2 separate regions of the Homo sapiens genome follow, and region 2 is linked to region 1. A link is a loop called in an ENCODE intact Hi-C map of the cell type or tissue named here. Cell type or tissue: heart right ventricle. All regions are shown on one strand. Each heading gives the region's core, and the rest is flanking DNA. Links, peaks and the distances in the headings are about the cores only.

The links. Hi-C counts contacts between places; a loop is a spot of excess contacts. Peaks named below come from ENCODE experiments on the same cell type or tissue, not always from the same donor. Only the 100,000 strongest peaks of a DNase experiment are listed, where the experiment ranks them.
Region 2: it touches region 1 in a loop (6-fold over the local background); 91 of 110 quality-filtered maps call a loop at or near these places.

Annotation. Positions count from the first base shown.
Region 1 is chr11:100,569,491-100,585,863 of GRCh38, reverse strand. No RefSeq gene overlaps it. Among named protein-coding and RNA genes, the nearest start is that of ARHGAP42, 110 kb to the left of the region's middle. In heart right ventricle, for the core only: CTCF peaks have their summits at 9,058, 9,257 (motif pointing left) and 10,279 (motif pointing right); no DNase peak of the experiment used is centred there; H3K4me3 peaks cover 341 bases.
Region 2 is chr11:100,925,045-100,941,417 of GRCh38, reverse strand. It overlaps ARHGAP42 (Rho GTPase activating protein 42), which reads right to left. Exons shown (of 24, transcript NM_152432.4): 7 at 8,158-8,262; 8 at 5,086-5,215. SNORD13I (small nucleolar RNA, C/D box 13I) reads right to left here and starts at 7,144; the gene lies at 7,040-7,144. RefSeq lists an enhancer at 15,400-15,459. In heart right ventricle, for the core only: CTCF peaks have their summits at 10,836 and 11,036 (motif pointing right); no DNase peak of the experiment used is centred there.

The sequences.
Region 1 (16,373 bases), core at 8,286-10,785:
AATCCCAAATGCTGTAAACTGATTTCATCATTTCCATATCCAAACCTACTTTTTATTCCTGTCCTTTCTAACTCGGAGAATGGTACTGGACCCCCTCACCCTCTCATCTGAACCTTCCTCCTGAAAACCTACCCTCCACATTGTATATCCGGGGATCTACTTATTCAACAAACATTTACTGAGTGCCTAATCTCATTAGCAAATAAAAAGTGCTGAAGCCCTACCCCCCATGCAAAAAAAAGGCAGAAGTCAAATGGATATTGAATGGTTATACCAAGTTATGATTTTATTCTGGGCTTAAATGATAAAGTGAGATAGTATAGAACTGTGTGGTAGGGTTACTTCCTGGTGCTTGCCTTTGGCCAAGCAGAGGCAGAGAGAGGATGGCCACAGATAGAAACCCTTGGATAAGAACAGTGTCAGGATGGTGATGAGTTCATGCCCTCCACTGACCCAGAGGCCCCCAGGGAGCAGAAACTTCTTGGAATGTACGAAAATGACTCCTCCTTCAGGAAAGTGCCATTTGTAAATTGACTACACGTGTAGGGGGATAGCAAAGAGTTGTAGGGGGACTGACTTGGGATGGAGCCACTGGCCTAATTTGGGGACTGGCACAAGGTAGGGGTGAATGGGCAAGTGGGGTGAAGAGCGCCAGGACGTGAGGCTGGTTCATCTGCTGGCTGTTCAGAAGAGACACCTCTAGTCATGAAATCAAGACTCTTGCATAAGCATACAACAGACAGTTTAAAAATAAACCTGTCCTCATGCTTGCATTTAAGAGCTTTCTATTATTTTCTACAATACCCAGATGTCTAGGTCAACCACTATGTTATGGGACCTTGGTGGTAAGAACTATGTGACAGGTGTGTGTATCTTTATAATTTTCTCTAAAACATTAAAGAAAGCAGATGATATAAAAATCCTTGCAGTATAAGCATGGACAGAATAGAATGGATCCTCCCAGCAGAGGTGATGGAGATTAGAATAACTGGGCAAGTCTTCCCAGAGGAAATGGCAGCTGATTTGAGTTTGAAAAGACAGCTGGCAGTCATCCTAGTGAGGAAATGGAGTGGGGTAGAAAGGAAGGGCATTTCTGGCAGAAGTATCACCATGGGTCATGGAGACAAGAAAGCAGGGCTCATTCAAAAAACTACTGAGTTCATTGTAGAATATGGGGAAGGAATGGTGAGAGATGATTTAAGCGGGTTTTGTATTTCATGTTAAGGAATTTGGGCTTTATCTTGTAGATAATGGGGTATTATTAAAGACTCCAAGCTGGGGAGTTACATGATTAGATTTACTCTTTAGAAAAATTACGAGGCTGGCTGTTTGGCTGTTTAGAGGGGCAGTCTGGAGATAATAAGATCAGCTTGGAGGTGGTTTTAGTGATTCAGTAAAGGCATTTTGTGAGGCTTAAGAGAAGGAACTATGTATCTGAGAGCAAAGTAGACACAATTTGATGACTAATGATATATAGTTGGTGAAGGACAGGGAAGGGCTGAGAGTGACTCTTAAGTTTCTGTAACTGAAACATGGTGTTGCCATTTACTGAGAAGGGGAATTCAGTGTAAGGGAAGAGAGTATGTTAAATTTTGGACATTCTAGACCGTGGAACATCCAAATGGAAACATCCTGATACAGGTCTCCAGTTCAGAACATAGACATTTAGGTCTAGGAATTACCAACACACAAGAGGCTGTTGCAGTCATAAAAACAGATGTCCTCTTTCTAGAAGACTTTATATAATGGGAAGAGGGCTGAGGACATAGCTCAACGGCAGAGCTTTCTGCCTGGTATAACATGGTACCAATTTTCTGTGAGATAGTAATTCCTTCACATTTAGGAAAGTTGGATAGGAGAAGCAGTGTCCAGCATCCCTAGGCAGATTGCCTGCAGATGTGGCAGCCATTTCCAGGGGTCCTCAGTGGGATGTTGGAACATAGTGCTTCTAACAGCTTATGTGGTTGTCTTTGAAATTGGCTAGCATGATGAAGGTCTTCTAGCTTCTAGCTTTGCTGCAAAACTCAGAAATAATCTACCATTTCAATATCTGTTGCAGACATTTTCTTCAGCGTGGAAATTGCCAACTGTAGTGTTGCTGGGGGATTGATGGTATAGGTACCCAAATACCTCTAGGTATGGCCAGTTGAGAGAGACGGAAGGTGAGAGGGTGGTAGGGAGGCGAGACAGGGAGGTAGGTGTCACTCTTGGTGGCTACCCCAAATCTCTGACTTCACACACTGTGGATAATTCTGTCAGTTTATGGCCAGTATGAAATCCAAATTGTCTGGAGTACTGCAAGTACTTCAGATGAGAATGCCACCATTTTGGAATCCTTGATAAGAAACAGATCAGTCAGACTAGAAATTCACGTTTGCATAAGAAATTTTAATGTTACATTTGTCAGTGAAAGAAAAGGAAGAGCTATTCAATTCCTGAAATATAATAACTGTTGCAAAGATTTGAATGGTTGTCAAATGTTAAAAATATTTTTAGCACCTACTGTGACAGTGAAGTTTCCTGTTGATGTTTACTACCCAGTGAAAAAATTATGATGATAAAGTCTTGACAAGAAATTGTGAATAGCCATTTCAAGAATAAAAAGATTAAAAAATATTTGGGAATTTCAAACAAATTTAACATTTAAAAACTTTTCTAGTTCTTTCTATTTTATTTTTCCTACCATAAATAATACAATATAAAATGAAGGTAATTCCTTTTTCTTTTAACCCGGCACCCTTTAGATATCACCAAGGAGTGTCCAGTTTATCCCTGAATGTTATATAAATAGTTTCATTATCTATGTACACTACAAAGTAAAAAAGATTGGGAGCCACTGACCTGGGGAACACCAACATTTAAGGGGTGAGTAGAAAGAGAGTAGTCCTTGAAGGAAATTGGAAAAGATCAGCCAGAGAGAAGGTATCAAGTAAGGATAGAGCAACATCAAGGAAGCCAAGAGAGGTAAAGGGAGGGAAAGGTTAACAGAGTCATAAGGCATGGAGAGGCTGAGGAAGATGACTGAGAAAAGCCTTCTGTGCTTAGCACCTGGAAGATGATTGATGATCTCACTGAGGGCAGTGTCAGTGGGGTTCTGGGGATAGGATATGGTTTGCTATAGGCTAAGGGGTGAAAAGGAGTTAGGATATGGAAGCAATAAAGTGTAAATCTATTCTTTCAAGAAGCTCTATTTCAAGGGATAAAATGGATGACATCTAGAGGGAGAATCATATACAATTAATAAGAATTGCGTGGTTCCTCCACAGAATTGGAGAATAGAATATATTCATGGGTTGGCATAAAAGAGCCAGTTGAGAGGGAATGGCCATAGCTATAGGAGAAAGGGGAGAATATACATAATGAAGCCACCTCTTAGGAGATAGAAGGGAAGATCAGAGTACAGGGAAACAGGTTAGTCTAGAGCAAAAAGGATACCCTTTTGGAGGTGAATGTGAGGTTCTGATACCAACATACTACAATGCAGCTACAAGTAATTGAGGGCATATAAATCTTATAGCCTGGATTTTTCTTAGTGTACTAGAAGGTCAGATTAACCTAAAAGGAAGCTTGAAAGAGGAAGAAGAAAAAAAGGGAAAAAGGGAGCTTGAGAAAATGGTCAAGTTTGACACTTGGAGAGACTTGATATCGTAATGGTGCTCGCCTGAACAGGTGGATGACTTTTCTGCAACCATATTCAGTAAATGTAAGAGTAGAGAAGACAAGTAGGTGGGTTGATCCAAGACTGGGACTTTACAGAGTCACCATCGTGGAGAAGCTAGGTGGCTGGAACGATGAAAGTGCTGGAAGAATGGCTGATGAAATGCCATAGAGTTTGGGCAACATGGTGAGGGAAGTGAAGTTGCTTAATGTCTCCCAGGATATAGTGGGTCTAGGAATAAATCAGATGTTGGGGGAGAAGACCACATTTTGTGCCATGTTTGGGAGGGTGTTGGGAATTTTGTTTACAATGAAAGATGGTTTTGCAGACTCACAGGGGGAAAACTTAGGAAAGATAAAAGGCAATGAAGAGAAAATTCAGGAGAGAGGGAGCACATAGCAGTAAGGAAAGAGAAGAGAGAATCACAAAGGCTGGCATTTTGATTAGTTTTAGGCATGTTAAGATTGCCGGAATGGGAGGCATTAGCGGGGTCATAGAACTTGATGTCCTGGGGGGAATGCAGGCTCAATGCCACATGGTAAAAGGACCCTCATGAGGTTGGTGGGGGCCTTCCGCAAAGTCATAAACAGGATGTGGTGAGGAAACATTCACTGTCCTCCGAAAGCTGGAACTGCTTCAAGCCTCAGTTCCAACTGTGACTCCTCCAGGATGCTCTGTCTCACATGTCCCGGCAGTAAGCAAACATTTGGTTCATAAGGAGGCTGTGCAAAGCAATGTGATGTGGTAATATGCTTGACTGGCAAGTAGTTCCACTTTTGTGTCTCAGTTTCACATTTAAGGAAGTGTTCTGGGCAGGAGACCCCTGAACCAGTCAGCAGGTCCGGCTGGAGTTCCACACAATACCAGGAATGGTGCCCTGTGCAAACCCAGTGCCTCTGTAAGAGTCCAACCCTTTGCCTCTGGGTCAGTCCAACTAAAACGACAATTTTGGCTCAAAACAAAAAAGCATGTTACCACCTAACTTTGCTAGTTGAAATGAAACTAGAAAAACAGCCTCAAAACACAGGTAATTCTTGATTCATCTTTTTGTTTCTCCTGAGGGAATTAGGGTTTCAATAACTATATTATTTCTGTCCTTCTAAATGGGATATAATAAAGTTATATGATTTTTTGATTATTTAAGGTTCTGATGCTGTATGTATCCTTCATTTTGCCACAGTTATCTGAGGTGCTTTGATGAGGTACTATCTGTCAGGGAGTGCTATTTGAATCATCTTTGTTCAGGAATAGGTAAAACTGTAATGACATTATAAAACTTTTTTTTTAAAAAGCCACCAGGCATAAGAAAATGTTAATGCTTTTAATTATATGCTCTTAAAAATATTTTGTATGTAAAAATAAAATTTTGTTTATGTTAGATGTTTTTCTTAAAGTTTTTTTAACAGCTGACAACAGTAAAAAATAATGGGGAAGCAGAAGGGGTATATTTAATATTAATTGTGATACTAAGTATCTAAATGATAGCTCCACCATAAACTTCCTTCCATCTCTTTGACTCTGCCCCATCTGCTCATCACTATATAAGGCTTTCTGCCTTATATTCCACAGGACAGGGAACATATCTGGTGTTTTGTGGTATGCGTTTCCTATACACCACGAAAGACATTGCCCACCCCACAAAAATGTTCATCACACACGCACACACACACACACACACACACACACACACACACACATACACACATATTCAGGAGATTCATGCCTTGTGTCATCATCCTGTCTGCTCAAATCCCATCCTTAGGCTTCCACATTAAGTGCCCCTATTCTATAAGCAGGCATTCACTATAGAACACCAATCAATGCGAGGGACTGCTTTCATTATCTTTGCATCCCTGCAATGCTTAATGCCCAGCCTGGGATGGAGAAGGCATTCAATCATATTTGATGAGCTACACTGCCTGAAAGATGTGTGGCTTTAATTAAGGGTGTGTAGGGAAGAAGGTAGGAGTCTTAGGCAGTGGGTTGGTGGGAGAATGGTGGTTGAGGTGAGAACTGTTTAAGTAAAGGCCGGATGATTATACACAGAAGTTTAGAAGTTGTTTTCTCGAAGATCTCAGTCAACTGGAAAGACTAAAAAAGAAGCTTTTTTGTTGTTGTTGTTGTTGAAGAAAGAAATTCTAAATTTCTGAAGCTCAACCCTGCTTGTGATGTCTCATTTTATGTGAAAATTTGACTGGGCTAAGGGATGTCCAGATAGCTGGTAAAATATTATTTCTCAGTGTGTCTGTGAGGGTGTTCGTGGAAGAGATTAGCATTTGAGTCAGTAGACTAAGTAAAGAAGATCCACCCACCCTCATCAATGTGGTTGTGTACCTTCCAATCCCTTGAAGGTCAAAATTGAGCAAAAAGGTGGAGGAAGCATGAATTTTCACTTTCTCCTCTAGAGTTGAGACATCAATCCCCCTGCCCTCAAACATCAGACTCCAGACTTAAGCCAGTGACCCCTCCACTGCTGGTTCTCAGGCCTTTGGACTTGGACTGAATTATACCACTAGCTTTCCTGGTTCTGCAGCTTGCAGATGGCATATCATAGGACTTCTTGTGTGAGACAATTTTTATAATAAATTTCCTCATCTCTCTCTCTCTCTGTATATATATACTTATATATATATATATCAAGTACATATATCAAGTATATATATATATATACTTGATCTCTATCTATCTATCTATCTATCTATCTATCTATCTATCTATCTATCTATGTATCTATCTATCTATCTATCTCCTATGCTTTTGTTTCTTTGGAGAGCCTTAACTAATACACTGCTGATCATAGGAAAATATTGTATAAGCTCAGAAACCAAAGGCATGTCTAAAGAGTGATGTGAGTGAAAGAAATACTTCAAGGAGTGTTGAGACATAGAGTAAACCACAGAAGTGTCAGGACAATGACTACTGCCTTAAACAGTTTGCATGCGAAGCTGGGTCCCCTCATTGTTCTATAGAGCAAGGCAAGGCTTTCAAGGTAGTGGGTCCAGAATGCAGGTAATGCAGGGATCATTTCTTCCTAGGCAATGGCACCAGGTGACTCACTCCATAGCCCTCTCTGGTATTCCCTGGAGGAACAAAAACATGCTGCATCTGTGTAGAATTTCCATCCACAGTATTTCAGTTGAACCACTGTCAAGGTTAGAGGGAGCGCTGGCCTGCTTTCTCTGTAGCTCGTCTCAATAGGAGCTAGTGTGCTCAACTGGTGCCAAAAAATGAATTCGTGATGTAGATGACTAAAATAAAGCTGCTTGTGAAAAGCTAGTTTATACGCTGAGACAGAAACATAGTCTTAGCTGCAATTGTATTGACAGGGAAAAAATAAACAACAGAATAAATCATCAAATAACACTTGCTCCTTCTTTCTTCTCTACCCAGCTTTCCTTCTCTTTCATGCTCAACCCATGAACTCTTTGTGAGTAGTTTATTTTACCAAAGAAGTTGTTTGATCAACTTGGAGTAGATCAGCTGAAAATAAATGGATTTGATCGGGAGATGAGTGTCAAGAACTCTTTAATTTGAAAAAAGGAGGTTGGGGTGGTATTCACCATGGGGAGGGAGGAAAGACGTCATAATTTTGAGATATTCACTTGGCTTCCATTTCAAATAAAGTTAGTCCGTCATTCTCACACCAGTTGAAGGTTAAAAATCACTCCAGATTTTTTGCTGCTTACCAAATATAGCCTAGATATGTCAGCTGAAGGCAAAATAGGGTCAGATCTTCTTACAGGTTCTTTCCCTCTAGGAGATTATGAAGGAGAAATCTATTTTGTAACTCTCTAAGTAAGGCAAAGGACACATGATACCGATCTACTAAAACAGGCAATTTTAAATCTGAAAGGAAAATAGCTATAAGTTCTCCACCCTAATGTGTGGGATTATTTCATCCTTTGTCATGATACAAATATCTATGATATTAGAGAGGGAAGCTTGGTCTGAGATGTTATTCTCTTATCAAAATATGGCTCATCATCATTGAATCATAAGTTGATAAAATGCGATCTAAATAGTTGTTAGTAATCAGAATTTGGTTTTCCTTTGGCTTAGTTTTTCCTATCTGGTTTTGGTTTTATGGTCACCTTTCCAGCTATGAGCAAATGCTTAAAAAAAAAGATTAAGAAAATAAAAACACTATTGTGAAATATTGTTCAGTCTTCTAAATATACAGATTGTTCAGGAAATTGAGACTGAAGTTTGATATTATGCTAGAGACATATGCATTAAATACCAAAGCAGCACACAGACATAAAATGAACACATTTCATTCCTGAATGCCTGTTAAAGAAAAAAAAAATGATGATTCCCTCCCACACTGATACTCTGCAACAGTATGAGAGAGAAAGATAGAGAGAGAGAGACAGAAACAGAGAGAAGTGAGAAAGAGAAACAGAGAGAGACAGAGAGAGAGAGAGAGAGAGAGAGAGACAGAATGAGAAAGAATACACAAATTTACTGGTTAGAATGGCGAAGAGATTGGAGCCAAGTTCTTGTGGGTAACCATCAATCCCTTTATTTCCAAAGGATCATCATATTCTCCTTCATCAGATCTCATCTACCATGAAACAATAAAAGTAACTGATCTCTGTGTCCACCTTGGTTGCCTCCAACTTGGGACCATGGAGTGTATTCCAGGTCTGTTGGTCATTACATGAAAGTGATAATAGTAATAATGATAGTGAACATGTATTAAGTGCCAGCTGTTGCATTAAGTGCATTGTAGGCATTATCTTTGGTCTGCACAGCAATCCTCTGTGGTAGCCTGTATTATCATTGCTGCTTCATTTAGAGGAAATCAAAGTTGGGGAGCTAAAAGACTTGCTTTAGGTCACAGAGTTAGTAAAAGGGTGGAACAGGATTTGAAACCACGTTTGTATGTCAGCATTTATTCTTTAGCCTCTATCTTTATAGTCTGAGGCAGGCACATACCAGGGAAAAGAAAACTACCTGGAAGGGCTGCAGCATTTCCTCTATGTTCTGATTCCCCCCTCTTGCTGTGCACACCCCATCACTGCACTGTTTATTATGGCCCATTTCCTCATCTGTCTGTCTACTTGTCTCTCCCTTCTACTAGGCTGAGCTCCTTGAAGGTGAATCCAGAACACTGATGTATCCTGACACACAGTAGGCACTTAATACATCATTGTTGGGTGACATATGCTAAAAAAATGACAGACTGGGTATTTATAATAATTAAGACCATAGCCTTGCCCAGCTAATTCTGTATTCATTCTCAGATGTTCAGTAGTTTGCAACTGCATACCGACTTTTAAAATATAGACAGGTGCAGCTGAAAATACAATTTGATGCATAATTGCCACTACTATACTTTGCATTTGTAAATTTAATTATAATTACAGAATTAGCTATTGCATTGTATCGAAAAGGAGTGTTTTAATTTAACATTCTAATAGGAAGCGTATGCATATTTACTAAGTTCATTATAAAACTATCATCAAGTAATTTTTGAATATCTGTGCCACAAACACTATTAGCTCTTTTGATGGAAGATGTTGTAGTGTTATTTTAATAGAGGCTTGTTTTACTCACAGTAACACATTGTACTTAGCCCAGTCCTCAGATGCCCTCTAGTGTTGATGCATAGTAAGTAAGCAATAAAGTAAGTGAAAATAAAATAGATGTATCCGGCAGCGGCCCTTTTGTAATCGATGATCACATCTCTTCTGACTTAGCAGACACATCAAATATAAGGAAAATAGTTTGAATGTTTGCTTTGTCATCCTGAGTTAATATAACCTTTTAGAATGTTTCATAGTATTAAAAATAACAGTAAAATAACACATATGTGAATGCATATAGAATCATTATATTATAGATAACAATGCAACAAACATCTATGTACTAAAGTTCTGGCTTAAGAAATACAAAAGAAAATAGAACAATAGAAGTAGAAAAGAAAAGCACTCAGTTTTTGTTTCACTTACAAGGTCATTAAAAAGATGATGTCATATTACCTGCAAAGAAATAGAATAAGAAAACTCATCCCCACATGAATAAAATCAGTCCTCAGCCTTGTTAACAAATATGTTCTAGCCAGTTTATCAAACCAGTAAATCTTACTAAGAAAAAAGATTAAAGACTTTCATAATTCTTTGTACATAGTGAGCACTCAATAGATATTTATTTTGTACTCGGTAAACAATCTTATGCTAATAAGTCTTGACTGAGACTTTTAAAAGATATCCTGGGGGGAATAAGAGTTTCCATAATGTTGAAAAACTAACATCATCTGTTTGTTTTGAAATTAAATTATTCCAAGGTCATCTGTGGAGGAAATTATTTCATTCACATTCTAAAAACAGAAACAACTATTTTAAAAATTCACTGATTTAAAAGTCTTTCATTCTTGCTATCATGACTGTTTCTCATAACTTCATCAATTTAGACTACTTATATTTCAGAAATATTTTATTATTTTATTGAAAATTGATATTAAAAACCCATTACCCTGAATTTGTATAAGACTATATTTTAATGGCCAACATCTCAAATTCACAGTCAGATGACAGTTTCCTCTTTGTCAATAGAAAATGTAGTTCTGAAATACTCAAAAACACACAGAAACAACTCAACATGCTTTTCCCACAAGATGTCACTGTGGTACCTATGAAATACAGTCATAGATGTATTTATCTTTCCATGACCTTATTTTTTAAGAAATGATCAATTAAAAAAGATTCACATATGGATAGATGATCCTGAAATTAAATACACACAAAATAAGTAAATTTATAGATGTTCAATATCTACTACTTATGCATGACAGCAAACATATTTATTTGGATATATATTGAAATCTTAACTATATGCATCCAAAGGGAATATAAAACTGGCAATCTAAGAATATATGCAAGGTTGTAGTCAAGATTATTCATTCTTAGACAAATACCATAAAATATGACATGTCACTCACAGTGAGACTCACCTCACCAAGTATGTGATACACTTATGGGTGGTTACAGATTGTCTAGATATTTAATATGCATGATTTTTGATTGACTAACAACTGGCAAATTTGCCTGTGCTTGCTTTCTGTTTTAAGTGAGCCTGAAGTTAAGAGCCAAGCAGTCAGATAGACCAGAGTTCAAAATCCAGCTCAGCCACCTGTATAACCTCTGGCAAGTTAATTAAACTCCCTGAGTCTGCTTTCTAATTTATAAAATGGGGATGGTAATATCTATCTCATTGCAGTTGCTGGGAGAGTAAATCGAGACAATGCATGTAAGGCACCCAGCACAGAAGAGATACTCAATAAATAATTGTTGTCATTATTAATTCCAAGAGGGAAGTGTTAATTAGAATCAGATTTTAATGTTTGATCACAGGCCTTAGCATATGAAATGCCTGAGTTTGGTTTACAGATATGGAATTCCTGTGTAATATAATTCAAGCATATACAAACATTTAAACACTTGCAATAACTGATATTATATAATTACCTCTAATCAAGGTTTTTTTCTTTTCTTTTTTCTTTTTTTTTGAGAGAGAGTCTCGCTCTGTCACCCAGGCTGGAGTGCAATGGCACGATCTCAGCTCACTGCAACCTCTGTCTCCCAGGCTCAAGCAATTCTCCTGCCTCAGCCTCCCGAGTAGCTGGGATTACAGACGTGTGCCACCATACTTGGCTAATTTTTGTATTTTTAGTAGAGACGGGGTTTCACCATGGTGGCCAGGCTGGTCTCAAACTCCTGACCTCAGGTGATTTGCCTGCCTTGGCCTTCCAAAGTGTTGGGATTACAGGCATGAGCCACCATGCCCAGCTTTTTTTTTTCTTTTCTTTTCTTTTTTGTAAAATCAATTATTTGTTTGAAGAGTAAACACAAGTCTGGCCTTGCTTTTTGGAATGATTCTCTTCTGCTGGTTACCGTAAGTGAAATTTGACTTAAGTTTGGCAGCTGCGCATAGTTAAATATCATTTGGCCAATTGTTGGCCAAACTGGGGGATTTCCTCTCATCCTCTTGTGTTAATCCCTTCATGTTGTATTGTATTGTTCTCCTATTTTTAAGCCTTCAGTAGCTCCCCAAGGCTCTGAGGATAAAGTACAAATATGGCAGACATCTGCAGCTTGCCCAGTCAGTGTAATCAGCCTCAGATGTTACAGCCGGAATGTTCTTGCTACCAGCTCATGAGCTACTCTTAAAAAATGAGGAGTCTGAGAGCCAGGAGCCTATAATAACTTGCCCAAAGTCGTGCTGCTCCTAAATGACAGTGCTAAGACTAGAATCCAAGTGTTCTCACTCACTGGCTCTAGTCCTAAATGAGGAGGACACCTTAATCCCAGAAGAAAGGGTTGTTTTCTTCAACTCAACTGCTGTTAAAGACCTAAACCAGATTGGGCCAATGAGGAACTGCAGAGTAGTACTTGCTCATCCTAAGCAGTTGGCTTATGCCAAACAGTAAGATGTTTCAAAGGTCATAAGAAATCCTTTTTGTTTGATATGTCCCATCTATTAAAATTAAAATTTTATTTTTTTCTCACAAGTTTTGAATGGGACAACTAAGTAAAATAAAATAGTATAACATTGCTAATCATTTCTACAGCGTGAGTTGGTTTGTGGACCACTCTGAGGTCTACAGTCCTTTCATGCTGATGGGGACTCTGTGCTACACTAGAAGCAGCAGAGACGTGTTGCGGTAGACCTTTGCTTCTCAAAAGTGTGATCTGCAGGCCAACAGCATTCGTTTCACCTGCCAGCTCATTTGAAATGCAGAATCCCAGGCTTCACCCAGACTTCTTCTTTTTTTTTTTTTTCTTTTTGAGGTGGAGTCTTTCTCTGTCGCCCAGGCTGGGGTGCAGTGGCGCCATCTCAGTTCACTGCAATCTACGCCTCCCAGGTTCGAGTGATTCTCCTGCCTCAGCCTCCCGAGCAGCTGAGATTACAGCCATGTGCCACCACACCTGGCTGATTTTTGTATTTTTAGTAGAGACGGGGTTTCACTACATTAGCCAGGTTGGTCTCGAACTCCTGACCTCAGGTAATCAACCCGCATCAGACTCTCAAAGTGCTCGGATTACAGGCGTGAGCCACCGTGCCTGGCCCTCACCCAGACTTCTTAAATTAGAAGCTGCATTTTAACAAGATTCCCAAGGGATTTGTGTGAACACTAAAGTTTAAGGAGCACCGTCTTAGGCACTACATGAAAGAGCCCCATGAAAGCAGAATGCTGTTTGGATCCTGTCTTGATGCTCTGGCGGATTTTGCCCCAGGAAGCATGCAAACTCCTTGGCACAGCTATTTACATTAATTTGGGACTCTAGAAATGATAGTTTTCTGTTCCTTTCTTGGAAAATTATTGATTATAGCTTGTTTAACAAGGCAATAGTTAAAAAATAGCTGGACAAAAATATTTCATTGCATTTTTAAAAATGATAAAAGAAACTTACATCCATTGAGGACAATTTAGCTGGTACATGTAGAAAGAAGAAAAACCATTTGTCAATACAGACTGACAGCCACTATTCTTACATCTTTGTGTATTACCTTTCTGTTACACATGCACACACACATGCATTTACTTAATATTTTCTTTTCTTTTTCCTTTCTTTTTTTAAGACACGGTCTCACTCTGTCGCCCATGTTGGAGTGCAGTGATACAATCACGGCTCACTGTAGCAGCTTCGACCTCCTGGGCTCAGGGGATCCTCCCACCTTAGCTTCCCTGGTAGCTGGGACTACAGGTGTTCACCACCACACCCAGCTAATTATTTTGTATTTTTTATAGAGACAAGGTTTCGCCATGTTGCTCAGGCCGGACTTGAACACCTGGGCTCAAGTTCTCGGCTTGCTTTAGTCTCTCAAAGTGCTAAGATTATAGGTGTCAGCCACTGTGCCCGGCCTTATTTAATATTAATATCAATAAGTAATACATTCACATGGTTCAAAAAAAATAACAAGGTATAAAGTTTTTTTGTAAATTTCTGTACCCCACTGCTCAGTTTTACCTTCAACTCCAATAGACAACTACTTATTTTTTGTGTATCATTCTGAAGATATTTTTATGCATAATGAAGTACGAATATTTATACTTTCCCCATTTTAACACAAGTGCTAGCTTTATTCTAAACAGTTTCTCACCACACATATATCTTTTTACAACTATTAAAAGGTCTACAACTATATGTTATGTAAATTGCTTTTTCACTTTTTATTTTACCATAAGCATTTCTCATGTTTTTACAGAGTTTTCATAAATGTCATTTGAAATGACCAGATAGCATTATATTGTGCATATTTACAATAATGTACTTAAACAGTAGAAGTTGCTTTTGTACTCTGTAACTCTTTCACTCATCTCCTTACACTGCTGGACTGGAGGTATGACCTTTTAATAGTTGTAAAAAGATATATGTGTGGTGAGAAACTCTATAGAAACTGCAGTGTAAGGAGATGAGAAAGGATTAGGTTCAGTTAGAGTTGCAGAACTACATAGAGAAGAACATGATTCTGGAAGAGCTGGAGAATGCCCATTCTTGAGGAGCGGTGGGTGAGGATAGCAAGAGTCAATGATTTTCCTCTCACCGTCTTCCAATCCAGTCCAATACTAAATTCAGTGATGGAAAGCCAATTAAGAGGGGGTTAAAGGGAAATTGAAGCTCAGATTATAATGTGATAGATTCTAACTGGAAGAGAGCCTCAGAAAGGACCTCAGAAAGGGGATGGGAGGGGTATATATGTATATCTATCAAATATCAAGCTAAAATAAAAAAACTTGGAGGGTGCAGTTACAAAGAAATATAATTGCGCTCTCTCACTCTCTCGAATGGTCCATAGCAAATCTGCAACTCTGACCCATTGTAAGTGGGAGTTGACTTACTCTGAAAATATTTCCAGAGGCTCTACTGCTGTAGGTAATCCAATCAGTATCTCACTCTTTAGATTTCTCTGTTATTAGTAAGATACCAACATGCAATGGCCACCAAACTCAAGAAGACAACGTAGTTAGCCCAGAAGCCATTCTTTACAGGGCTTCAGGGAAAAAAGGAGCATCTTATCCCCACCATGGGTAGATGAAAGTTTTCTCAAAATCTTTTCTCACCCCTTACTCCAACTCTTGGCCACTCCCAACTCCTTTATAGACTGGAGGTATATGGTTAGCTACAGGATATAAAACTAATTCTTGGCCACTTGTTTTACAGTTCACAGTTTGATGGTCTTGCACCAATACTTTCATATGCAGATGTGATCAAAATAAAGTTAAATTCAGTCATTTTTGATAATTGCCAGGTACATGCATGTATAACTAGTACACATTCAAATTTGTAGCAGTTTTAATATAGTTGCTTTTTAGAACCTCAAATACTGAGAAACTTATATGATATGTTATTCTAGGAACAGTACTAGCCTGGAAGGGTCTTGAATTTACTTGAATTTTATTTTTATGGCAAAGGATTTGCATGTTCTTGGAGATTTAAAATTTCAGCTTGGAGGTGTATTTTTTTTCCCCCCAGAGAAAACCATCCATATTGTTTTCTAGAGAAATAAGGAAATGAAATGCCACCAGTGAGAAAACCATTTAGGTTGGAGATTTTGTATGTATGTGTACATTGTCGTCTATGAGATAATTCTATGTGGAAAATGTCATTTTGGAATTACCTTTTTATGTTATGAAAGAGTGAGAAGGAGAAAGATAAATAATTGACCATTGCCATTTTCAGTTTCTACTGCTTTTTCTTGCAAGCAGATACAATGCATAAATACTAAATGTTTATACTAAAGCTGCTTCTTGGCAGATGTGGATTATATTCTAATGGGGTACATTCAAAGAACATCACCCAAATCACTCATTTATTCTGCATGTCCTAAGCATGTCTCGGTGCAGCTCCACTGCACTGTCATGTGCAGGTTTACACAGCTCTCTGTAATTGCTAGTTTGCTCTTTTAGCCCGGGATGAACTACACATTGAGCAAATCTCCTATACAATTCAGCTTGAATGAATTTATAAATGAAGCTTGGAGTATTTGTTGTCTAATATAAAATAACCCTTTGGTTTACAAACGGTTATCATGAATGTCCTTTACTATTAAATCGTCCTTTATGTAGTTTTAAAAATTAAATGCACACAAGATTGGTCCAAACACACGTTTTCAGTAGTGGGTTTTCCTCAGAGCATGCCAGTGGTGGATACAGAGTTAAGTTACCTCAAGTAACTTACAGGAAGTGGAGGAGTCCAGAAGTGGGGAACATTAGCAGTCCTATTCCTGAACAAATGTGAGTCTAGACTTGTCTTTGAGGATTTGCAGAAGTAGACAGGAGGAGCTTTTGGGGTCCCACAGGAGCAGATAAGAGACATGAATAGACAATGTTTGAATTAGTTCAGCCCTTGTGAAAAGCAGTTTGGAGATTTCTCAGAGAACTAAAAGTAGAACTAGCATTTGACCCAGTAATCCTATTACTAGGTATATATCCAATGGAAAATAAATTGTTCTACCAAAAAGACACTTGAACTCACATGTTTATTGCAGCTCTAGTCACAATAGCAAAGACAGGGCATCAACCCAGGTGTCCATCAACCCCAGGTGGATTGGATAAAGAAAATATGACATGTATACACCATGGAATGCTACATAGCCATAAAACAGGATGAAATCGTGTCCTTTGCAGCAACATGCATGCAGATGAAGGCCATTACCCTAAGTAAATTAATGCAGAAACAGAAAACCAAACACTGCATATTCTTACTAA
Region 2 (16,373 bases), core at 9,542-12,041, 350 kb before region 1:
CTCTCATAACTGTCAGAAATATAGTGTTAAAAATTTAGCCAGGCCATTTCACTCCTTTGTTCAGAACCCTCTAGTGCCTTCCCATCTTACCCCCGATAAAAATCAAAGAGCCTATTATCCACAAGGTTCCAAGTGAGTGGCCTCCCACATTCTTTTCTCCATCTCACATCCCACTGCTTTCTGCCTTGTGCACTCAGCTCCAGCTACACTGCCCGCCTTGCTGGTCTTTGAACACAATGGAGGCATTCCTACCCAAGGGCATTTGTAGTTGCTGTTTCCCAGGCCTGGACTACTTTTCCTTTAGATACCTGCATGACTTGCACTGTTACCTCCCTTCAGGCCTTTTCCTAAATGTCACTTTCATAATATGGCCTTTCCTGGAGAGATACCTAAGATCTAAACACCCTCACCTTAATACTTATCTCTCTTTCTTGCTTTCATTTCTTCTTAGCGGTTATCACTGTCTGAAATATGATTTGTTTTACTAATTTAAGCCATTTATTGTGTGTCTCTGCCACAAGATTTTATGAATCTATGTGAGCAGGAACATGTGATGTTCAACTGACTAGAATATGAGTTCTTAATCCTTACAACAGAGCCAGACAGATAGTTGTCAGTCAATATTGACAAATGAATAATGAATAAAGGAATGAATCACGCATCTAAGACTTCACTAAGTTCTAAGACTCTACTGACCTTAGAGTTATTTCCTCTTACTCCTAATCTGGAAAAAACAAGTTCAAATTACTCTTTAAAATGAAAATAATTTCCACTATTTATATGAGAAGAAACTTGTATGTGTAATGTTCACTTTCTTTTCCCCCAAAAATACCATGTAACCCTTTCCCATAGCACCCATGTTATTGTCCAGTATTCTCCTTAGGGAATTTATCAGGGCGTAGAATGCATTGGTAGTTCAATGTTTCCATGACCAAGGTGGAAGACCTTCAGTTTTCCCATAGGGAAGCCAAGTATCCTGCACCCAAACACCATAGTGGACTGAGTGGATCGAAAATGGAGCTTGTTTTCTACATATGAATAGCATCTCCATCCAGGGACCCATCTTGCTTAACATCTGAATTTTTCTAGCAGCTACTATGCACATGTTTTTGCTGGCTTCATTTCAGAACCATGTTTAAAAGAAAGAAATTGAAATTTAAAAAAGTACCTCTTGAGAAAAGTGTTTCATGAGCCATTTAATTTTTTTCTTTAATAATAATGCCCTCGGTATCGAGTTTAATACTTAAGCCACTCCAGATTTTAAAATTACAGGGTGCAGTCATATACTTTATAATCACAAAAGATTATTACAATTAACTGCAATTCCATTTGGGGACCATTTCACACTATAATACTTAATAATACTTGTTGATAATTCTGTTACATGTGATGTAAAATACCTAAAGACTTACGAGCTAATTAGTGGAAAGTGACTGGATAGAAATTCTCGTATGTAGTGACTTCATTATGTAGGTAGCAATATATGAAGCAATATTAGCTATAATTTTAAAATATAGCTGCTGCAATGCTCTGACATTTTAAACCAAAGACCCTTTTTCCCGCCTCCATCTGAAGTTCAGGACCTCCTGCATTTAATCCTCGAGTTTGCTGCAAACACATGCTGCTTTCTTTAAAGTTGACTGGCACTAGGCCAGGGCAGATGTTCTTAGACAAGCAATTCTACAGTTCCCAAAAATGTCTGGGAAAATAAAAATAGATTACAGCTCTAAAGTTGCAAAATAAAAGATGTTTAATTATTTTACCCAGTAATCATTTAAGGTTGCTGAGATGAATATTTGCAGTGCGGAAGGGGAATTAACATTCATCGAATACCTACTAAGTGCCCATATTTTATCTAAGAACCTTTTATATCAGACATTATAAAGAACATTTTAAGAAAACTGAGCCTGTGACCTACAGATGGCAATACTTTCATCAATAGGGCATGTGACTGAAGTTGTTCTTTTTAGAGAAATGATATTTTCAAGCTATTTTAGAATTAAATGAGATAAATATAAATTACAAAGAATAGTAAGAACCCAATAGTAAGCATAGTATTATTCTTATTGACACTACCGAGAATAGAGACATTTTACATATGACATCTCTAATTCTTGCAATATCATTATGACATGGGTTTAAATCCCTCTCTTTTATAAATAAGGCAAGACTGAGCTCAGAAAACTATTGGCACAAGTCACAGGTCAGCACAGGCATGGAATCCCAATATAGCTCTAACTCTGGAACCCCTGGCTCTTCCGGTTACACTGAAGTCTAGCAGAATGTGATTTAATGCATGCCTCGAGGTGGGTAACATAAACACCACATGCTCAGGTAGAGTGGAACTCTGTGTCCAAACAATGAGCTAAGCCTACCCCATCACATCCATCTCCATTTATCACACAATTTATGGCTTTGATATTTATTTATTTGATATTGATCACTGGCTGCTAATTGTATAAGTGTGTCTTACATTTTCAACTACAGAATAAAAATCTTGAAGCCAAATATTTATCTCATTTTTGTCCCCCACAGAACTTATCCACCCAGTGATAGCAAGTGCACAATCGATACATCTTAGTAAACTGGTTAGATTGTTTTAATTGTAAACGCTTTCAAAGATCCCAAGTTAGAAGGGGCTTTGGATATTTGCTCCTCATATAAAATAATTCCAAAAGCATATAAATATATTCCTTTTTCTTTATATCCCTTGGCAAAGGGAATAGGAGAAGATGATAGGTGGGAACAGACAGGAGGAAGGGATTATAATGAGGCAAGAAAGAACTTCTGAAGGTGATAAATATGTTCATTATGTTGTAGTGTGGTGATGGCTTCACAGGTGAATGAATGTGGCAAAATTTATCAAACTGTATGTTTTAAGCAGGTGCAATTAATTTATGCCAATTAGACCCAATAAAGCTATAAAAATAATGCAGCAGATGCAGATCAAATCAAGATGGAAATTGTCTTGGGGGAGGAAAAATATCAACAAAGAGAGTGCTAATAAGGAGAAATGAACTGTGAGACCCTCCAATTCAGACACTGCTAAGGGTCCATCAAAACAAGGACACAACCAAAGAAGCATTTTAGAAGGATCTGCGGGAAGCACTGTAGAAGACGCATTAGATGATGGGCAAGCCTGGAGGTAAAGGGTGAACAGTTAGGAGGTCACTGCAAGGGTCTCACCTGGGCGAAGGCAGTTGAGATGGAGAGAAGGTATGGAATCAAAGGATATCAAGAAGACAGAATAGACAGGTTTGTCCCAAGGCTACAGAGAAACACTGGTACTAAGGATGGATTGCCTTGACTTATGTAGCCTAGGAGAGTGAGGGGTGCCATTAAGAGAGATTAAAAAAAAAAAAATCAGAGAAGAGGTCAGTACCACAAAGGGCTTTATCATCAGTCTAGAATGACCCAGAGAAGTTAAGCATCTTAGAACAAAAGATACCATCATCAGGTAAGCGCATAAAACACTGCGCTTAGTCCATCCATGTAACCCCCAAATTATTGAAGGGCCTATGCTTATAGACTGACCCAAATGTCCAACAGCTTGACAATAGGTAGGCAAACCATGGTTCCAACCAGTGGGTGCACTCACTACCAAGTAGGACCGAATATGATATATTTGAAGATTATGTACAAAATAATATTGCAAGCTAATCTAAATCTTTCCTGTTTAGAATAAAATATTGTGTGCCCACAAAGATTTCAGCAAGTGTGTAACACCTAGAAAAGTATTCAAGAAATAAAACATAATCAGACCATAATGAATAAAAAATCCAAGGATGGTACCTCCTCTACCACTTTCACGTTTACTGCCCTCACTGGCAACAAATTCTTCCAGTTGGACAAATATTTTATTGGTAGAAAATGTGAGCTCCTCTCAATGTACTGTCACATGAAGGCTCTCAAACCTGTACAAAATCATTTAAATACTCAAAAATTTCCTTAGAGTCCTTTCCAGGCTTGTGTAAAAAACATAACAATAAAAAAAAAATAAAAATTTCCTTAGAGTCCTAAGTGAAATCTATATACCCTACTGACAAGCCAAGGGATTGGTAATTTTTCATGAACTGGGGGGAGGGTAAAAGCTACTTATTATGCGCTAACTATAGAGTACCCAGGCAGATCACTAGTTTTATCATGTTTAGATATGAAAACAGTAGACTGGCCAAGGTAGGTAGTTATGAGAGAGAAACATTCTAAAACCCAGATCTCTTGAGCCAGTGTTCCTCTATCATCAAGTCCATGCAGTAATAAATGTTTGCAGAGTCTGCTGGATCAAATCAAATTTGTGTGTGTCCTGCTCTCCAACAAATGAGCATCACTTAATCATGTTGCACATACAGTATATCAAAAGCCTTTCACATTGGTCCACGATGGGCTGGAAACTCACACACAACTGTTTCTTCACCAAAAACAGCACGAGAATGATGCCTTAGGGCATATCCGGTTTGAAAGCGTGAATGTAGTCAAAATAGTCCAACTAATTCCACTTAATGACAAGTAACATGCACAAAAAACTCCAGTTATACAAGTCCGAATGGCTTTTTAATATTTTTGTGAGAAAAATGTCCTTAGTGTGAGGCAATTATAATAGTGCTCTATTGGCTTTGGTACTTATTTCCGAACCTCAGGAAGTAAAGAGCGCCAATTTGACATTACCATGATTACCAATTATATGCCTGAAAACTGACAGGGCACAAAATTAAATAAAATAATGCTGCCAGAGGGTAAAACTATTATCACAGTCACCAGGATGATTCATGTCAGTAAAGGCTTTGGCTTGCAATTTTCCATGAAACTTTAAGTTGAGATTAAGTATCACAATTAAATGCTAAAACTGAACGCATGTTATGGTATGAGTGAAGACTGTAAGTCCCAAGTTCAACAATATGCCAACTTAGATATCCTGATGGCAAAATGCGGAAAAACGTCCTCACTTTGGTTGTGGTGGGGGGAAAGTAGATATAAAGCTATAAGAAATTTCAGTCCTCCTACTTGAAGGAAATACTACTAACCAAGTCACATCTCATGATCGTGGCTAAGTCATAAGAGACGTGAAATTATGTCTTTGTGACTCACGTTTCTCCTGGACATACAGATAGCCTTCCATCGTCCACTGGCTGGGTGGTCTGTAGTCCTGGTTAGCAGATTTCATCCTTTGCATCAACCGCTCTACCTCTTGTCGAGTACTTTCAAAATTATTCCTTGTCTTAAGTAAACAGAAACAATAATTTCAGTCATTATTTTCTACCAAGTTTCAGCAACATCCAGACTAATATTTTGTTTTGCTTTTATTTATTTTTGAGACAGAGTATCACTCTGTCAACCAGGTGCAATTATGGCTCACTGCAGCCTTGACCTCCAGGGCACAAGTGATCCTCCTGCCTCAGTCCCCACAAGCAGCTGGGACTGTAGGCACACACCACCACACTGGCTAATTTTTTGTAGAGATGGGGTCTTACATGTTTCCCAGGCTGGTCTCAAATTCCCGGGCTCAAGCAATTTGTTCACCTCCCAAAGTGCTGGGATTACAGGTGTGAGCCACCTGACCGGCCCAGAAAAATGTTTCAAAACTGCAAATTGCACAAAGATGACCTTGATTCTTCTGGCAGTATTCACCACATCTATGTCTTTGTGATGTTGGGTCCCAAGGTCTGAGTTGAACTGATTTAGTGAAAACTTGTCTGAATGACCTTCTGCATGTTTCTCTTTGAATCTCTCTCTCTCTCTCTCTGTGTGTGTGTGTGTGTGTGTGACCTTCTTCCTATTTTCACACTCTAACATTATTACTTAGGGGGTAAACTATGGCAATTAAAAAAATATAGGATGCACTACATAAAATTTGAATTCCCTAAATACCTAAGGTAAAAAACAGATACATAGGGACTTAGTTTCTTTTGAGGGAAAAAAACAAAATAAATTCATATACTTTTGATACATGTGGCATAGAACAAGTCAAGAAAAGAAGTTTGTTACCACAGTTCCAAAGGCTATTTTTGAAGAAACATCACGTAGCTTGGTTTACTAGCAAAGGTATTATTAAGAGGTGAGTGTATAAATTAACTCATAAAAATCAATAGGTTTCCAAGTTCTAACTTCTTCTGTTGCAAGAAATAGATTACTCACTTTAAATCAAGTTTATTTAAGCTATAGGAAGAATCAGACTTTTCTCTATGAATACCTCTTTTGCATTACCTCACAAATATGTTTCTGAAGATACAATAATCACTACCACCTAAATCTAAGGAGTTTATTCCCCATTTTAAAAAAAAAAAAATCTCAAAATTAGGAAAATTTTCTTGTCACTTTCACTATTTTTGTCTTTCAAACATAAGGGTCTAATTTTTTTTTCTCCAATTCCTTACTTCTCTCCTGTTCCTGAATCCTAGGAATCTTAATGTAATTTTATTTAATGTGGAAGTAAATCATAAAAATACGTCAGCTTTTATAATTTTCGCTTTTAATAGTAACTGTAAAAGCCTAAATACATTCCATATGGAAAAACAATAGAATGAATTAAAGGTGAAATTGATTCTGCTAGAAAATCTAAGTCAAATAAAAGCTAAAACTCAAAACACAAGGGAATAAATCCCCTTACATATTTCTTATGGGACATTCTAACTCTGTAGTTTTATTTACTGGACATTTCCACAACAGCAAGAACCAGATAAGCAGAAAAACATACACTTTGTAGAAAATTAAGTGAAGGTTTTCCAAATGATTTGGGCTATATAGTACTTGGCAGTCAGGGTTTCAGTTATAGTAAAACCTCAACAATTAAGACATCATTATTTGTCAGGTTTGATAATGTGAAATAGGTTGGCTCAACTTTTGGGTGTGTTTTTATTTCAATGCAAGTGTTGCTCAGCATTTGAACATCAGAATTTGTATAGCTATGCAATCAGAGACTAAAAGGATTCATTAGACAACTTTACAAAATAAATTCTGATAGAAATAGGTGGCCTGTATGGAAATAATTCTCACTTTTAAAAAATTTTTTATTTTGTATTTATTTTTTCTTATTTTTTTTTCAGGTTAGACGGGTAATATGCTGAGATTGTAACAAGGTTCAGAGGGTGGCATGTCTCACACACATGCGTGAACACCCAAACATCATGCCCATGAACTACAAAAGGATCTCTCACTTATGTTTTAAAGCAGTTATTTTGAATGCCTCGAAACCACATTCAAACCTGTTATTTGAAAATAATAAACAGCACATATTTTATATTCAATTTCAGAGAAAGATGAGATCTTTGTTATTAAAGTACAATCCTTCATTTCACAAATAAAGAAATTTTGCTGTCTTAAAAAAGAGACTTCTCAGGCTAGGCACGGTGGGTCACACCTGTAATCCCAGCACTTGGGAGGCCGTGGCGGGTGGATCACCTGAGGTCGGGAGTTCGAGACCAGCCTGACCAACATGGTGAAACCCCGTCTCTACTAAAAATACAAAATTAGCCAGGTGTAGTGGTGCATGCCTGTAATCCCAGCTATTTGGGAAGCTGAGGCAGGAGAATTGCTTGAACCCAGGAGGTGGAGGTTGCGGTGAGCCGAGATCATGCCATTGCACTCCAGCCTGGGTGACGAGCGAAGCTCCATCTTTAAAAAAAAAAAGACTTCTCTAAGGTCTTATTTCCTTATTTCCAGTATTTTCTTTTCTAGTTTTCTTGAGGTATAATTGACAAATAAAAATTGTATAGTTAACATGTACAATGTTATGTTTTAATACATGTATACATTATGAAATTACCACAATCAAGTTAATTAATATATCAATCACCACAGTTACCATCTGTGTATGCTGAGAACATTTAAGACCTAAACTCTCAATAAATTTCAAGTATTCAATACAGTGTTATTACCTAGAGCCACCATACTGCAAATTAGCTCTCCAAACTTACTCATCCTGCATCACCCAGTAAATTAACAAGAACACTGGATGAAGGCAAAAGTTAATAAACTTTCAGGTGTCTCCAACTGGGTAATATTTATTTTTATAAAATTTGCTAGTATAAATTTTTCTAACTAAGATTAGGGTTTTGTGGGTTGTATTTTCCACTAGCAGCTAGAAAAAAATTGTAATTAGTTGCCCTGTGAAATCAGATTTGCAGATTTGCTGAGAGACAGTAAGAACAGGTATACTCTTACATTCTGCAAGTTGAACTGCAGCTGTTGCTTATACGGTGCAAATTCCTGGGCAAGTTCATATCCCTCATGGTAAAAAGTAAATAAGCCCTGAAGAAATGACAAAAGCTGCAAAGATAAAGAGATAAAGAAACCATGAAAATGTGTTTTAATGATCATTTAATGATATAAAATAGGGAGAAAATTATATTTCATTATAATTCCTCAAACTAATACATTTTCAATGGCTTTGGCAAGGCAGGCAATAGATTTACGATTATAAAACAGAAACCACAAAAGGATTTTTATTTCCTTTTTGGTAGACAGTAATTTAACTTTTGAGGCTGATCAAGGACATTTGTCATGTTAACTATTCTGCTATTCAAATGCATTGAAGAAATATCCAGAAGAGACCACTAAGATAACGACTAAAGTATAATAGCATAGATCCCACCCTGGAAGAACTTCTAATCAAAACAAGGGGATAAAAGATGTGCAACGTAAGGAAGACCAAACCAGTAAATCACAGATAAGAAGTACCCAAGGGAAGGAATGAGAATTTGGCCAGATGAAATTAAGAAAAAGTATCACAAGGTGGCAGTACTGATTTGAGTATTGAATAGACAACATTTTAGCAAAGGAATGGAAAGAACATAAAACAGGGAAGTGGTGAGCAAAATCATTGAACTAGATAACACAGGTTTTTCATTTCAGAGAAAGTGAAATCTTTACAAAGTCATAATTTCTATGATCTTAACCTTCTAATCTCAAATTCATATGTGTATTTATGTTTTTATCCATAAATTAAGACAGGCTCTCCATGGAATTACAGGACACAGGTTATATGGAACGTTATATTGGAAAAAAAATTTAAGCATTTTCATTTCATTCACAGGGATTTTATTTCACAGACTTGTCTCCTAACCTAATCTTTCCCACAACCTCTTCCTGCAATAAAGTTAGAAAACATTTTTGAAAAGTCACTCATAATGTATCTGTAACTTATTATTTTAAATTAAGGAAGAAACACAATTTGAAACCATTTTCTCATGTAAATAACACGCAGCCACCTTCTCTGTCTGGGTAGGTAGGGAGGATTCAGCTAAGCATCAACTGGTTACATGTGCTATGATTTCCAACAGATAAACACTGGTTCTATCTGAAAACAATGACCTCATGCTTTTCTTCCTACAAACAAGTCAAGTTAATACAAAGTCATATTCATTTCAGAAAACATTTTCAAACCATTTTTGTTGTTATATTTTAAGGACCTTTCTTCTCTTGTTCAAACAGTCCTGATATTATACCAAAATGTAGCATTTGCCCTTTTATAATTATTTTACACTGTCAGTTTTACATCAACTAATACTTATTATCAAACCTAAATATTCAAGATTATCTTAAAATGATGCTATATTTGTCAAATTATCCAATAAAATATATAGTCTACCTGAATGCATATACTATGGCACAAACAAAACTGCAGCTTAAATTGGATCAAAAATACCTTTAATAAAGGTTTGCATGTTTAGATTTAGAGCCTTTCAGAGAGAAAAGAAAACATTTTTGAAATATATAAAACAGTAGTCTTCTGAACATCCAACTAACAGATTATGAAGTTGCTAAGGAAGTATTGTTTCATGTTTTACCATTTATAATTAATCCACAATTAAACTGTCTCATTACAAACTGGATGCTATACAAAGCAGGTGCTACTTTGAAATCATCATCAGTATAAAAGTTAATTAAACTTGTAAAGAAGATTTTAAGAATATCTGTGATAAATCTTTCTATAAAACAACGAATCCCCTGAGATCCAACTTTTCTAATATTCTTGGTTTCTAGAACATGGAAAAAAGACAAAACACACTGATATTTTCAGAAGCATGAAGTAAACCATTCAGAACTACACCTAGAACATTGCTAAAACTTCTAACAAATGGTCAATTATGATTCTTCAGCCACATAAGTTTCCAGTACATTCAAATTGCTATGCCATGGCTTGATGCTCCAGTCCTAAAGTACTAATACTAATCTGAAAACATGAAATCCAAAGCACTCCAAAATGCAAAATTTTTAGAGCACTGTCACGATACCACAAGTGAAAAAATTCCGCACCTGATACTTTTGCTTTCTGGTGGTTCAATATATACAAACTGTGCTTCATGCACAAAATTATTAAGAATATTGTATAAAATAAAATTATCTTCAAGCTATGTGTATGAGGTGTATAGGAAACATAATGACTTTCATGTTTAGACTTGGATCCAATTCCCAAGGTATCTCATTATGTCTACGCAAATATCCCAAAATATGAAAAAAATCGGAAACACTTCTAGTCCTAAGCATTTTGGATAAGGAATGTCAATGTGTATTCTATTTCAAAAGATTAGACATCTGGAGAAGATGCTGGGTGCGCTTCATGGAACTACCTGTGAGACACTCCCTCATGTGAAGGGCCACTTCATGCTTGCAGATTCACTGAACCACATGTGGGTCGTCCTAACCAAAACTCTTACGGACGTATTTTGACACAGATTTTGGTAAACCAATATTTCCCACTAAACTCTGCTTTTAAATTCTTAATCATGTTCTAAAAAATAAGATCCTGGTACCTTCATCTTATTCATATTATTCTATATCCTCAGCATTTTATATGCAGCCAACTTCAGTCAAGAGGAAAATAAACCCATTGGCAGCTTCTAGCAGAATTCAGATTCACTTAGTAGCAGACAAATACCTTTTAATCTCACAACGCATGCTGAGCACCCACTAGGAAATGTACAATCCTATGGAAGGCACATAAGAATTATATACAAAAAAATCATACACCTTTTCCTTTTTATTCCACATCTTTGGAAGCAGCATTTGGGTTTATTGAAGATTGCATTATGAAATACCTGCCTCTAGATGGCAGCAAAGTTAAACGTTTTTATCGGTTTGAACATATACTTGTTCATTTCATCCTCTACAAAATTCCAAGATGTGAAATGAAAGGAACTGAACAGGACAGCCTGAAAAGCTTTAAGAATTGCACTTCCCACATATCATTTTCTTTGGTGAATCTGCCTGAATGGCTGGGATGTGAGGGAAAAACTATGGTTTCAGTTTACCCTAAAGTAAATTTGACCTTTAAAATAATAACAGTAACCGTAATAACAACTACAAACTTCTAGATAGACGGAATAGGTTTGAATACTAAGAAAGTTCCTTTTATCACTGACGAAATCTCATATAGCACTTTATTATTCCCAAGGGTATAGAACCAAATTACTTGTCGCTCCAATAACCCAACCAGTTGGAAAAACTGATACCATACTTAACAGATAAATAATCTTTTAAAATAACCCCATTACAAGACAGAAAAGGAACAAATATTCAAAATTAAAAACTCGTGCTTCATGTACACTGTCATGAAAATTGAAAGAAAACTCACAGAATGGGAGAATATATTTACAAAAATCATTTATCCCATAAGGGGCTTGTATGCAGAATATATAAACAACTCATAATTAAATAATAAAAAGACAAATAACCTAGTTTAAAAATAGGCAAAGAAATTGAATAGGCATTTCTTGAAAGAAAATATATGAATGGTCAAAAAGCATTTGAAAGATTCTTATTAGTCATCAGAGAAATCGAAATCAAAACCACAGTGAAATCTAAGTTCAGCTCTCTAGGATAGCTAGACTCAAAAAGTGAGATAATAGCAAGTGTGTGTGAGGGACATGGAGAAACTGTATCCCTCATATATCACTGGTGGGAGTGTCAAGGGGTGCAGATATTTTGGTAGTTCGTCAGATGGTGAAACATACAGTTACCACATGACTCAGTAATTCCTCAAGAGAGAGAAAAACATGTATCTACACAAAAATTTGTACATGAACGTTTATAATAGGGGTCCCCAATCCCTGGGCTGCAGGCCAGTAAAGGTCATTTGTGGCCGGTTAGGAACCCAACTGCATGGCAGGAGGTGAGACCTGGGTGAGCTCTGCCTCCTATCAGATCAGTGCTGGCATTAGATTCTCATAGGAGAGTGAGGCCTATTGTGAACTGTGCCTGCGAGGGATCTAGGTTGCCTGCTCCTTATGAGAATCTAACTAATGCCTGATGATCTGAAGTGGAACAGGTTCATCCTGAAACCCTTCCCTCCTCACCAATTTTTTCATGGAAAAATAGTCTTCCATAAAACTGGTCTCTGGTGCCAAAAAGGTTGGGGACCGCTGGTTTATAACATTATTCATAATAGTGAAAAGGTACCTATCAACTAATATTTGGATAAGCAAAATGTGGTCTATCCATACAATAAAATGTTATTTGGCCCTAAAGGGAAATGAAGTATTGATGCATGCTTTCAGATGGATGAACCTCGAAAACCGCATCTGAGTAAAAGAAGTCAATCACCAAAGGGGCCACGTATTACACAATTTCATTTGTATGAAAGGCCCAGAGTAGGCAAATTAATAGAGACAGAAAATAATTAGTGGTGTTTCAGTATTAATGGTTGTGGGGTATACTGGGAATGATACCTAAAGGATGTGATGTTTATTTTTAAGGTGATGAAAATGCTTTAAATTTTTTTGTGGTGATCGTTGCACAGATCTGTGAATATACTAAAGTTCCATTGAATTGTATAGTTTAAATGAGTTGTCTGTATGGTATGTGAATTGTATCTTTATGACTTTTTTTTTTCTTTTTTGAGACAAGGTCTCACCCTTTCACCCAGGCTGGAGGATAGTGGCATGATTAGAGTTCACTGCAGTTTTGACTTCCCAGGCTCAAGTGATCCTCCCACCTCAGCCCCCAAGTAGCTAAGACTACAGGCGCATGACACCATGCCCAACTAATTTTTGTAGAGGTGGGGTTTTGCCATGTTGCAAAGACTGGTTTTGAACTCCTGGGCTCAAACAATCCTCCCGCCTCGGCCTCTCAACTTGCTGGGATTACAGGTGTGAGCAACCATGCCTGGCCTGAAGTTGTTTTTAAAAAATAAAAATAAATACTTCCCAAACACAAAGCACCATAAGGCACTATAAGAAATCAAAATGTTATATAGTTCCATCCTTCATATTTGGCCATCTAAACTTCTAAGAAGATTAGAAAAGTAGGGCAAAGTCAAGGCATCAATTTTCACACTGTAAAAGTGTCAGGCCTGTGAGTTAAATCTGTAGTCTTTGCAATTCCCTGCCTGGAGGAAACTTAGAGATAAACATCTTAAAGGATACCTTCAAAATGACTACAGATTGCTTTAAGTCTAATGCATAGATGTGCAAAGGAGTTCATGGCATGAAAACGAAAGCATATATAAATCGAATCAAATAAATAATGAGAAACTTGAAGATAAAAAGAGAGCCAAGAATGGAAAGTGGCCAGTCAATGCTGGCCTGGAAAAGACTACTTTTAAAATGGGAGGACAGAAGCACAAATGAATGAATGGACAATTACGTGCACTGATTAATAAAACAAAGCCGTGGCCATGCATCGCCTCAGCACTGAAAAGCGTCATTGGAATTCCTGAAAAGATGGATTTGTAAGCATTCAAGAGGATGGAATTCAGATGAAGAGGCCTGAGGTACACTTTCCTGGTAAAGGAACAGAGGCATTGACAATAGCCAGCTTATCTTTACAGCTCAATTGTAATAGAGAAAGTACTGTCACCAGCAAGCTGATAAAGCCCAGCAGAAGCTACATGATTGATTTCTACCAAACACATAGGATGCAGTTTTCTTACTTTTACAAAATTCTGTTCACTAAGTTCTATCACAAATTTCTAATTTTCAATAACAATACCCTGAACTTTAGATTTATCCAAGGACCATTACAGATTTTATTTTTACTTAAAAGTTTTGTTGTTAAATTTTTAAAGAATGAATGCCCTTAGATTTTAAACAGGATAGAAATTTAACCTTTAGTCCTACAGAGTTTCGAAAAACAATGATGCTAACCTTATTTTTTTCACTTTTACTAAATTAAAGCTAACTGATTACGTTGAAAAAGAAAAACACATCAAAATGTTAAACTTTCAAAAGCTGCTCATCTATATACTAGCTGATGGACTTTTAAAAAAGACTTAGCCAGTAGCATTTCAATCTCAAAATTATTTAAGCTTTTTAAATTTAGAGACTCTGAAAAGTATTTTATAGTATACGTCTTGATAATAACAAGCTATAACATGTTAGCAAATTAGGCAAATTTTCTTCAGCGAAAAAATTTAAATTGAATTTAGCAGTCCAAGGGAAGAGCATCAAAAGCACTATATTTTAGCTTATATATGATGATTTATTTTCATTTTCTGCATTAACTTTAAACATTAATACAGAAAGACTATAATGGACTCTAAAAGGAATACTGTAACATGAAAATGCTATTACAAAACTTACTCTAGGTGTATATTTAGAAGGCTAAAATTAAAATGTGTTTTTAAAAAAGCCACACAGGGCTTTAAAGCCACAACTAACAAAGGGATTCATAAATGTTGTTTTCATATCTAGCAATCATAGTACAGGTGAGGTACACACTGGCTGGTGCCTTATTGACGCTAATGAAGTACCAGGTACAAGAGCTTTGTGCATTACCTGTGTTGGTTGATCCTCACCGTGATCCTGGGAACTACACATTATTTTTGTCTTCAACATACAGATAAAAACCTGAGGCAGAGCATTTGTAAAGTGTGCCATATTTGCACAGCTGTAAGATGTGGAGCCAAATTCCATCTTATTCCAACTCGTTAAGCTATTATACTTTCTGTCTCTGCTTACCAAAGGTAAACCTCTTATTTTCTTCTAATTTTAAGGAATTAATATAACTACACTATATAATTTTCTAATCGTCCATTTTATTTGGCCAGAGCAAATATTATCAGGAAGGATTAATCTCTGTAGTTAAGTGTCCACTGAGGAAGTGGTACTATGCCATGACTTCAGATTTGGGTTCTGAGTTCCTATCTGCCACTTTAGGTTTGTGGCCTTAGGCAACCAACAATCTTTCTGTAACTTAGCTTCTTCATCTAACAACTACTTCATAATAATGCTGTTATGGATTTACGTGAGCTAACACAGAGAAAACACATAGCACATAGTAGTTGCTCACAAAACATCAGTCCAACTAAGTAGGCTCAAAGGACATAAATCAACACACACACAAGTTTACAGCTGAATGAATCATAAGGCAGATGAGTCATAACAAGATTCCGTTTTCTAAGCCACAAACCTTTATGTACCATGAAATTCTTCTGAGACCCCTGGGCTCCTCCACAACTCTTATTTAAGCTGTTTGTGTTCAGAGTACTTCTAGAACTGCTTCTTCTAATCCATAAACATTCTCATAACTTCGGGCAGCTCTGAGCAGTAGGTGAATATTATAACCAAGAGTCAGGAGATGTTTCTCCCTCCCTGATCTCTTTCCCCCATCATAGACCTACACTTGCGTACCTTGTTGACACATCTGAAAGGATGAGCCCACTGTTCAAGAGACACATAATATGAGCCACAAATGCAAGCCAATGTGTAATTTACTAGTAAATATATTTAATTTTTATTTATTTTTTTGAGACAGAGTCTCACTCTGCCACCTAGGCCGGAGAGCAGTGCCATGATTTTGTATCACTGCAACCTCTGCCTCCAGGGTTCAAGTGATTCTCGTGCCTCAGCCTCCCCAGTAGCTGGGATTACAGGCACCCACCACCACGCCTGGCTAATTTTTGTATTTTTAGTAGAGATGAGGTTTCACCATGTTGGCCAAGCTGGTCTTGAACTCCTGGTCTCAAGTGATTTGCCTGCCTCAGCCTCCCAAAGTGCTGGGATTACAGGCGTGAGCTACTGTGCCCGGCTAGTAAACATATTTTAAATACTTTAAAAAAACAGTGAAATAAATTTGAATAATTTATTTTAATACAATATATCCAAAATAGCATTTCAACCTGTAATCAGAGGTATTAATGAGCTATTGCCCATTTTTTCATACTAAGATTCTGCAGGCTGCTGTTGATTTTATATTTACAGCACATCCTAACTTAGACTAGCTGTGGGTAATTGCTACCATACAGAATGGTGGGTCTAGAAATCAACAGTGAGCTATAATCCCTTTCTATATAAAATATAATAAACTGGAAAAAAGATGGCTTATAGAGAACTGAGTTTAAAAAGCTGATTTCAGGCCAGGTGTGGTGGCTCACGCCTGTAATCCCAGCACTTTGAGAGGCCAAAACAGGTGGATCACCTGAGGTCAGGAGTTCGAGAACA